Linked DNA regions of Homo sapiens: region 1 is linked to region 2. Evidence: chromatin loops called from intact Hi-C (ENCODE). Cell type or tissue: dorsolateral prefrontal cortex. All regions are shown on one strand. Each heading gives the region's core, and the rest is flanking DNA. Links, peaks and the distances in the headings are about the cores only.

Evidence for each region. A loop is a pair of places that touch in the nucleus more often than their neighbours do. Peaks named below come from ENCODE experiments on the same cell type or tissue, not always from the same donor. Only the 100,000 strongest peaks of a DNase experiment are listed, where the experiment ranks them.
Region 1: a loop joins it to region 2, with 4 times the contacts of the local background. A loop is called at or near these places in 4 of 110 quality-filtered maps.

Annotation. Positions count from the first base shown.
Region 1 is chr1:39,351,564-39,356,942 of GRCh38, reverse strand. It overlaps MACF1 (microtubule actin crosslinking factor 1), which reads right to left. Exons shown (of 101, transcript NM_001394062.1): 44 at 3,712-3,936. Among named protein-coding and RNA genes, the nearest start is that of BMP8A, 140 kb to the left of the region's middle. In dorsolateral prefrontal cortex, for the core only: a CTCF peak has its summit at 2,181; no DNase peak of the experiment used is centred there; H3K27ac peaks cover 531 bases.
Region 2 is chr1:39,099,639-39,105,017 of GRCh38, reverse strand. It overlaps a transcript of MACF1 not described here. Among named protein-coding and RNA genes, the nearest start is that of NDUFS5, 76 kb to the right of the region's middle. RefSeq lists enhancers at 1,468-2,023, 2,137-2,246, 2,267-2,316. In dorsolateral prefrontal cortex, for the core only: CTCF peaks have their summits at 2,099 and 2,303; a DNase peak (open chromatin) is centred at 2,134; H3K4me3 peaks cover 246 bases; H3K27ac peaks cover 3,718 bases.

The sequences.
Region 1 (5,379 bases), core at 174-5,173, 250 kb before region 2:
TTTCAAAGAGATTTTACATGTATTATCTCATTTGCTTTGTGGCACGACCTATAATGTAGGTAGACAATATAATACCCATATTAAGAGTAAGTGAATACCAAAAAGACGTTATATATCTTGACTAAGGTCATGCAGTTTGTTAACGAACAGAACTGCAACTCAAACCTGACTCTCTTCGCTAAACTGTACAAATGGACAACTAATAATCATCTACATTAGTGGAAGGGTAGCTGAATAAATCATACATGTGACAATATAAAAATTGTAAGTTTGGCCAGGCATGGTGGCTCATGTCTGTAATCCCAGTACTTTGGGAGGCCGAGGCTGGCAGATCACAAGGTCAAGAGATTGAGACCATCCTGGCCAATATGGTGAAACCCTGTCTCTACAGAAAATACAAAAATTAGCTGGGCATGGTGGCAAGTGCCTGTAATCCCAGCTACTTGGGAGGCTGAGGCAGGAGAATTGCTTGAACCTGGGAGGCAGAGATTGCAGTGAGCCAAGACCCTGCCACTGCACTCCAGCCTGGCAACAGACTTGAGACTCCATCTCAAAAAAAAAAAAAATGCAAGTTCTTAACTGTGAAATATGTCACTCATGTGTCCATGAAGACTGTCCCTACTAGGAAAAGCCATGGAAAATTAATTCAATAATTAGAGATTAAACTGTATTTCTGGGTAATAATAAGTAATTTGTACTTTTTATTTGTATGTACTGTGTCTATGTGCTTATACATAGACCTTCTTTCTATTCCAATGGAATATGAGTTCTTTGAGGAGAGCTGTGAGTTTTTGTTTTGAAACATATATTGGGATGTTCTTCCTGAATCTAGAAGACAGTGGGAGTTGTCAGTGTTCCTTACTACCTATACTGTTTATGCCACTACTTAGAGAAGGACTACAGATCATCGTCTAGTTTTAGCCTGTATCAACAACAACCTGATAGCCTCAGCTTCCCACATCATTTCAAGAAAGCTGAGTGACTAGGAGGCTGATGCAGGAGTATCACTGAAGCTAGGTTTTTGAGACCAGCCTGAGCAACAACATAGCAAGACTGTCTCTTAAAAAAAAATTAATGAGGCATGGTGAGTCCACACCTGTTACAGTGAGCTATGATCGTACCACTGCACTTCAGCCTGGGTGGCAAAGTGAGGCCTCATGTCTTTAAAAAATAAAAAAAAGCTGGGCGCAGTGGCTCACGCCTATAATCCCAGCACTTTGGGAGGCCAAGGCGGGTGGATCACGAGGCCAAGAGATCGAGACCATGCTGGCCAACATGGTGAAACCCCGTCTCTACTAAGAATACAAAAATTAGCTGGGTGTGGTGGCGTGCACCTGTAATCCCAGCTACTCAGGAAGCTGAGGAGGAGAATGGCTTGAACCCGGGAGGCAGAGGTTGCAGTGAGCCGAGATTGTGCCACTGCACTCCAGCCTGGTGACAGAGTGAGACTCCGTCTCAAAAAAAAAAAAAAAAAAAAAAAAAGCAGAAGAAAAAAAGAAAGCTGGAATGACAAATATATCTTGCTCAATTAGATAGTGAAGTGGGAGCGGTACTACAACCTTGTCTGTATATCACCTAGGTGTCCTTCATTCTCACCTTCCAACTCATCTACCTATAAGGCAGTTTCCTTCCTAGAATGGAGATACCACTTCATTAGGTTGACTGCTGCCAGCAAAAGGTGTCAGAGGAGCCCTATGACAGCAGAACCATTTTTGCTCTGTCCTCTTATAAGACTACCAGGGCTTTGGGGGACACAGTATAATGGACCTTCGAAAAGCGTCATGCAAGAGGCAGAAATCCTATTAATATAAAATATGACAATGGTCCACAAAGGCCACTGAACACAAGTATTCCAGCTAAGCCAATATTTTTTCTATAAAGGTGTCACCACTAAAATATATGATCCATGTGTTGTAAGTGTCCTAAATATGTAATCTTCTTTCAATCATTCAATAGAATGTGCCTGTATATGCCAGTTGATGCCCTTGAAGATGGTTTACTTGGTTGGCTCACTGGCTTATTTCTAATTCCTGGCATATGGCAGCTATTCAGTAATTACTAAATGAATAAATAAATGAGTAGAAATAAACAGTAAGAAGTGACTTCTGCTTTTTTGTTTTGTTTTGTTACAGAACAGGCAGCCTGTAAGAAACAGTGTGCGTTTTCAAGCCTAGCATCTAGAGGGCAATACAGACAACAAAACAATATCGAATGAGAAATGCTACAAAGTAGGAAAGGGTATAAGAGGAACTTATAGGCTGGGCACCTGTAATCCCAACACTTTGGGAGGTGAGCAAATCACCCGAGGTCAGGAGTTTGAGACCAGTCTGGCCAACATAGTGAAACCCCATCTCTACTAAAAATACAAAACTTAGCTAGGCATGGTGGCACATGCCTGTAATCTTAGCTACTTGGGAGGCTGATGCATGAGAATTGCTTGACTCCAGGAGATGGAGGTTGCGGTGAGCTGGGATCGTGCCACTGCACTCCAGCCTGGGTAACAGAGCAAGACTCTGTCTCAAAAAATAAATAAATAAATAAATAAAAGAAAAGAAAGAAGAGCATATGGGGGAATATATACCCTAACTTTGGTGAGTGGTGGTGAATTAAGGGCTTCCTAGAGGAAGTGAACTCTAAGCTGAGATCTGAAGAATGAGTAAAAATTAACAAATAGCTGGGCCCCCTCCGTTACTTTATGCAATGGAGAAGCAAGTAAGTTCCAAGAGCATGTAAAGGCCCAGAGGAAAGTGAGAGCACAGTTTAGCCAATAAACTGAAAGGAATCAATATAAGCAGATGCTCAAGTATAAAGGAAGGTGACAGATAAGGCCAAATAAGTAGACTAGATCCCAGTGGGTAGGGGCTGAGAGGAGAGTTAACCAGGTAATCTTGAGGGCAACAGGGAACCATAAAAAGGGCTAAGCAAGGATATGGCATTTTAGAAAGATTCCTTAGTAGTAAGGAGAATGGACTGGAAGGTAAAAACCAAGAGGCAAGAAGACCAGTAGAAGCTACTATAATAATAACAGTGAAAGCAGACAGTGGTTCTAAACTACAATAATATCTCAATAAAGATGAAGAAGTATAGCTGACTTTGAAAGAAATATAATTACCATAAGATTTGATGACTGATTTGACATAGGAGAGTGAGAGAGAGAATGGAATCTAGGATGATGTCCAGTTCAGACAATGAAGTGGGAATAAAGGAAAGAGAATGTTTAATTGTGGGAGGAGTATCATAGGAAATAGGAGTTCCATTTTCAGGCTGATGTGCTTATGGGCCCAAGTTGCAAATAGGCAGACAGATTTATATACCGTTTTGAAGCTCGGGACAGAAATCAGGGCTGGAAGGAAATGCATACACAGAATTCATTAGTGCAAATGGCAATTACAGTGTTGTGAGTAGATGAGACTGCCCAAGGAAAGTATGTTCTGAAAGATAAAAAGAGGGCCTAGGATACACCTGGAAACATCAGTATTTGAAAACCTGGCCAGAGGAAAGTAAGAAAGATGGTCAGGGCAGAGTAGTATTATGGAAACCAAGGGAGAAAGTATTTCAAGAGGAGTGGCCAACAGTGTCAAAGCTGCTGAGACATCAAAGAAGATACAAACTGAGAAGTGCTCACTGGATTTAGGGGCAAGGTGATTGTGGTTACTTGCTCAGGGCAGGAGAGATTTCTCTAGCATAGTGAGGATAAGCTAACACCCTTACCTTCATCATCTCACATTGCTTGTCCAGTTTCTCTGGGGCTTGATTCACCCCCATGTAACCATCAGTGGTGTCCAAGGCTCCTTTCTCCAAGCTAGCTCCCGAGAGCTGCTCCATTCCTGGAAGGTTGGTCAGCAGCTGTCCACCAGATGATCCTACTGAAGTTACCCAATCCAGGAGAGCATCGATCTTCTTCTTGTTCTCTGCCAGTTCCTTTGCTGCTTTACTCTGAAAGCCACCGAGGTAGTCTAGTGAGAAGGCTTTACATACTCAATCATACAACCACAGGTTAAGTAATGGGGTAAAGGGGAGGAGATAATTTTATGCTAATTCTAAGACTGGGTATAAACAGTCTTTGCACATACAAAAGAGAATTCATATCTTTTAAAATCTTTTGAAAAATTATTAAAAATATCTCTACATTTCATTATATCTTACTGCTTTAAAAAAAAAAAAAGAGGCAGGACACAGTGGCTCACTTCAGGATCAGGAGTTTGAGACAAGCCTGGTCAACACGGTGAAACCCCATCTCTACTAAAAATACAAAAAATTATCTGGGTGTGGTGGTGCATGCCTGTAGACCCAGCTACTCAGGAGGCTGAGACACGAGTATCGTTTGAACCTGGGAGGTGGAGGTTGCAGTAAGCCAAGATCGTGCCACTGCACTCCAGCTTCGGTGACACGGCAATACTCTGTCTCAAAACAAAACAAATCCTAGGATTCAGAAATATTTTATTTAGAGGTCATTTAGTCCTGCCACCCCAGCAAGCTTCACAGAATCTTTTGAGGTACACAGAAGTGCCGGACTGGCTTGGTAGGGTAAGAAATAGCACAGTCACATTCAGTTACCGGGCTGCTCTTTCCTAAAGGAAAGACAAACTTCTTTCATCCTTTCCTCAACTAAACAGAACATTTAGCTCTTTTTAAATTTTTTCTCTCACCTGAGGCTACAGGGAAACATTTAATTCTTCAACTTGCCTCTGAAATTATATTTACTGGCTCTACATGTATTTTAATAGATTAAATAGGTTATGCCAAGTTATATATTAATCTATTTCAAAATTCATCTTCAGGTAATTTATTTTTCTTTTCCATGTTCTCCACTTTCCTCATTAGTGTCGGCATCCAAGGCTAAACAAAGAATTCAAATTCAATCTGCCAGTGCTGAGTGGGGTGCAGAAGGTCATTTGAGACTTTGGCTTCTCTTTGGTTTATCCGAGTGCCACGATTCCCATCGTAACTATAGAGGCAGCTCGGGGACAGCTTTTGGCTCACTAAGACTTCATAGATATTTTTCCCTAGTACTCTTAGATCACCAGTCTAGACTCATATTAAAATATGTCATTTGGCCAGGCATGGTGACTCACACCTGTAATCCCAGCACTTTGGGAGGCCGAGGCAGGAGGATCACTTGAGGTCAGGAGTTTGAGAACAGCTGGGTCCACATGGTGAAACCCCATCTCTACTAAAAAATACAAAAATTAGCTGGGTGTGGTGGCATGCATCTGTAGTCCCAGCTACTCAGGAGGCTGAGGCACGAGAATCACTCAAACCCAGGAAGTGGAGGTTGCAGTGAGCTGAGATTGCACCACTGTACTCCAGTCTTGGCAACAGAGCAAAACTCTGTCTCAAAAAAAAAAAAAAAAAAAAAAAGCCATTTGCTTTTTTTCT
Region 2 (5,379 bases), core at 282-5,281:
CGCTGACCTACGCCGCCGGGAGCGGGACAAAGGAGGGTTTCTCCCTGGCTGGAGAGAAACCCAGCGGGGCCTGTGCGGCTGCTGGAGAAGGACCTGGAGAAACTGAAGGGAAAGCAGAGGGCAAAAGACCACGATGCCTCAGATCCCAGGGCTAGACGCGGTCAGAACGAGGACAAGGGCAAGATCCAGACAGGGCTGCAGTGTAGGGCCGGAGGACACTGAGCCCACAAAGAAGCCCGGGAACAAAGGGTTTTCCAGAAACAGAAGAAGCTGAACAAGAAGTGACGGGGCAGATCCAGCACCATGAAGTAAACCAGGCCAAGGAGCCAGAGCCTGAGAAATGACAACCCAGGGAGGCACGAAAACGGGATTCTGAATGCACCATGGGGTGAATAAGAGGAGAGACAGGGAGACATAAATCTGTAGGGGATAGACCCTCCAGAATTATTAAACTGTGACAGCCATCTGAACAGAGAGACAGAGATCAAAAGGGAGAAATGTGGGAACCTGAGACGGAACCAGGACTGTTAGGGAACAAAGAAAGGACTCTGGAGCATAGCTGGTCAGGGAAGAAAAGGGGAAGCCAATTATTCTTTGTCATCAGGGGAAAGGAAAGAGTAAAGAAAGGAAACTGGAAAATATGGGTAGGGATTTATTAGGGGCCATTTTGAGGACAGAGCTCCCAACATCATTTGATCCAACATTCGGTTGTGTATCATTCAATCCCAATATTCATGGAGTGCGCTGGAGCCATGAGCAGTGAATGAAGAACTCTGGTCAATGTAGGTGACACGTTGTGCCCGCCACCCCCCATTTAGCAGTTATCCTCCCCTGTTAGCTTGATTTTTCAGGAGGTCTGGAGAGGTGGTTGTGGGTAAGAAGTTACACTGGCTGATCTCACAATAAGGGCACATTAGCAAGTAAAAAAAGAATTCATGCAACACTGAGCAACCAAAATTGGGACTTGGGCTTCCATTCCAGTTCCCATTCTCAAGAGTTTGAAGGAGAAACTTCTTAACCCCAGGCTAGGGAAGGTGTCTTTGTACCTTGTGAGTAGTGCCAAGTATTTTGGTCAATGCTCAGCACATTGGTAACAAGTAAAACAAATGACGCTTTTCGCTAATAGGTGCATGCTGGTTGTTTCCACACCACACCCTGATCAGAAATCAGGTGAGCAAGTCATTAATCATATCTTTTCCCATCAAGTTTTGCTGGCCTGCCCAAGTTGTGGGCATGAAGATCATGCAGGGAAGGGCCTGAAAGAGGACAGGGAGGATCCTTAGACAAATGCTCATTTCCTTCCAGTTTAATCCTCCGTGCTAAAACAAACAAACAAACAAAACTAGTTCTCAGTTTGGTGTCAGCTGCTAATGAGCTCAGTTTACAAAAAGAAGGGGAATAAGTTTGAAGTATATGCATTTTTCAGTAAAAGGCTTTTAGCGGAAAATGCAGGATGAGTTGCTGATTGATGGCACAAGCACATTTTTCGTAAACAGCAGAGAATATAGAAATGCTAACTCTGGGGATCTTGACTGTGTCAGTGCTGAGTCATCTGCATTTCCCATATTATTTTATACCAGCAGGCCTAAGAAGGCCCAGACAGAAATCACGCATACAAACACCTCCACACAGACATCTCACCCCCACACAGACATCTGCCTCCTTATGTCCATTACACTACATAGAAAAGTCCCTCCATTCCCACCTGGGGCTGCTACACGCGCCACTTTGTGAGCAGGTTCCTCAAGATGTGTGACTGATGCTTGCCAAAGGTGAAGAAAGAACAGGGGCAAAAAGGGGAAGAGTCCGCTGTGAGAATCAGAGAAGACCTGGGGGCGTTGCAGGGAGAAGGCAAGGGGTTGAGATTCCTTTTAAGAAACACACAAATCAAAGAAGAAACTTCTGCTTTAGGTTGTGGCTAGAGAGCTTCTCTAAGACTCAAATTGCTTTCTTGACAAAATTTGCATTTAAATGCTCCCAGGAGATTTTGAAATAATGCATTCTTCTAATGAATGGAAAGTGGGGAAGTCCACATGTTTGGCTGATGTTCCTGTTTTATACAGAGAAAATTTTACAAGGCTAGAGGAACAAAGCGGCTGCCAGGGGGGATGGGAAGAAGGAAGTCTATGAAGGGGAGGTTTTTCGCTTCTTTCAAGCAACAGTCTAAATTTATAGCCAGACCACACAGTCGCAAAAGCTCTGAGGCTTTCTCCTTTTGGTCTTTGATTTTCTTTTGCTCCTGATGGGTGAGACTGCTGCTGCATTTCTAAGAAGGCTGCAATGGGGGAAGCAGAAGGATGTACTCGGAAGGGCATCTAGTGGAAGAGAAGAGTAATACAAGGAAATTAATGCCCTTTATCCTTGGTGTCCTCCCAATTAAAGCCTCATCAAATACCCCTATCCCTAAAGCCCTGCCACTTTCTATTTCTTTCAGCGCCTCTAATGTGTTATCTCGCCTCAGGGCCATCCAACCGACTTTCCTCCCAGATTATAACCCTTCATCACTCTCCTTTGGCCTGGCTCACTCCTACCCATGCTTCTGCTGAAACTCCCCAGGGGAAAGCCTTCCTTGACCCCCCCCCCGCCTCCAATTAATAGGTCCTCCTCTACCCTTTGGTAATACTCATCACACTTGAAGTTATGGTACAGTGTCTCTCATCCTTACTAAATCGTAAGCTCCCTGAGGGCTGAGACTGTTTGTCGTCTAATTCACCACAGGATCCTTAGCACCTAGCAACTGATCTGGCACATATAGGGCACTCATTAACTATTTCGTCTTTCTTTTCTTTTCTTTCTCTCTCTCTTTCTCTCTCTCTCTCTCTCTTTCTTTTTCTTCTTTTTTTTTGACGGAGTCTCGCTGTCGCCCAGGCTGGAGTGCAGTGGCGCGATCTCGGCTTACTGCAGGCTCCGCCCCCCGGGGTTCACGCCATTCTCCTGCCTCAGCCTCCCGAGTAGCTGGGACTACAGGCGCCCGCCACCTCGCCCGGCTAATTTTTTGTATTTTTAGTAGAGACGGGGTTTCACTGTGTTAGCCAGGATGGTCTCGATCTCCTGACCTCGTGATCCGCCCGCATCGGCCTTCCAAAGTGCTGGGATTACAGGCGCGAGCCACCGCGCCCAGCCTCTTTCTTTCTCTCTCTCTTTTCTTTCTTTCCCTCCCTCCCTCCCTTTCTTTCTTTCCTTTCTTTTTTGAGATGGAGTCTCGCTCTGTCACCACCCAGGCTGGAGTGCAGTGGCGTGATCTCGGCTCACTGCAACCTCCACCTCCCGGGTTCACGCCATTCTCCTGCCTCAGCCTCCCGAGTAGGTGGGACTACAGGCGCCCGCCACCATGCCCAGCTAATTTTTTTTATTTTTAGTAGAGAAAGGGTTTCACTGTGTTAGCCAGGATGGTCTCCATCTCCTGACCTCGTGAACCACCCACCTTGGCCTCCCAAAGTGCTGGGATTACAGGAGTGAGCCACCGCACCCAGCCAACTATTTCTTTAATGCTATGCATAGTGGCTCACACCTGTAATCCCAACACTTTGGGAGGCCGAGGCCAGAGGATTGCTTGAGCCCAGGAGTTCACGACCAGCCTGGGCAACATGGCAAAATTCGGTCTCTAAAAATATACATATACACACACATATATATATATATACATATTTTTTTTTTTTTTGAGACAGAGTCTGGCTCTGTCACCCAGGCTGGAGTGCAATGGTGTGATCTCGGCTCACTGCAACCTCCACCTCCTGGGTTCAAGTGATTCTCCTGCCTCAGCCTCTCAAGTAGCTGGGATTACAGGCGCCTGCCACCATGCCCAGCTAATTTTTGTATTTTTAGTAGAGATGGGGTTTCACCTTGTTGGCCAGGCTAGTCTTGAAGTCCTGACCTCAGGTAATCCATCCACCTCGGCTTCCCAAAGTGCTGGGATTACAGGCGTGAGCCACCGCACCTGGCCAACTATTTCTTTAATGCTATGCATGGTGGCTCACACCTGTAATTCCAACAATTTGGGAGGCCGAGGCAGGAGGATCGCTTGAGCCCAGGAGTTCAAGACCAGCCTGGGTAACATGGCAAAATTTGGTCTCTAAAAATATACATACACACACACACACACGCGCGCGTGCATTTGTATATTTGTTTACTTTATTTAATTTAATTTAATTTATTTATTTATTTGCAACGGAGTCTCACTCTGTCACCCAGGCTAGAGTGCAATGGCGCAGTCTGGGCTCACTGCAACCTCCACCTCCTGAGTTCAAGCCATTCTCCTGCCTCAGCCTCTCGAGTAGCTGGGATTACAGGCGCCTGCCACCACCCCCGGCTAATTTTTGTATTTTTCGTAGAGATGGGGTTTCACCTTGTTGGCCAGGCTAGTCTCAAACTCCTGACCTCAGGTAATCTGCCCACCTCAGCCTCCCAAAGTTCTGGGATTACAGGCATGAGCCACCGCACCCGGCCTAAATTTTTGATTAAATGCATGAATGAGTGAACCAGATGATCCTAAAATACTTGGCTGTCTGTGACTACTGACTAGCTGGAAGGCTAGAGTATTTAAGGAGAGAGTATGTTTGTCTCACAGCATCCCTTATCTAAGCCTGGAATTCCAAGTCTTCCATATTTAGACATCTAGCTTCCTTTTCAGGCTGATCTCCAATGACACCCTTGTGTGTACCTCCTTTCCCTATAATCAGACTCTGAGGCTTTGCCTAGAATGTCCCATCCCCCAACTCCACCTACTGAAATCTACCTTGAAAGTTCACCCCAAATGACGTGAAATTTTTTTTCTATTTATTTATTTAGAGGCAGCGTCTTACTCTATCACCCAGGCTGGAGTGCGGTGGCACAATCTTGGCTCACTGACACCTCTGCCTCTTAGGCTCAAGCAATCCTCCTGCCTCAGTGCGCCCACCAATTAACCCACCAGCAGCTAGGACTACAGGCAGGTGCCACCACGCCCAGATAATTTTTGTGCTATTTGTAGAGACAGGATTTCACCATACTGTCCAGGCTGGTCTCGAACTCTTGGGCTCAAGTAGTCGGCCTGCCTCAGCCTCCCAAAGTGCTGAGATTACAGGTGTGAACCTCCGTGCCCAGCTTTTTAAAAAAATTTTTTATAGAGACAGGGTCTCACTATGTTGGTCTTGAACTCCAGGTACATGTACTGTGGATGTCTGTATCACTGCCTCCTTAACCTCCTACTTCATAGGTTCCTGAGGGCAAAGACATCTATTTCATCTTTCTTCATCACTGGGCCTAACACAATACTTTGCACATAGTAGATGTTCAATAAATATTTGCTGAAGGAATGGATGCCTCATTGAACTGTTATGGGGGTTGGGGGAGGGAGCCAGATCTGATTCAAGACAATTGAGAATCCAACTCAATGTCCAC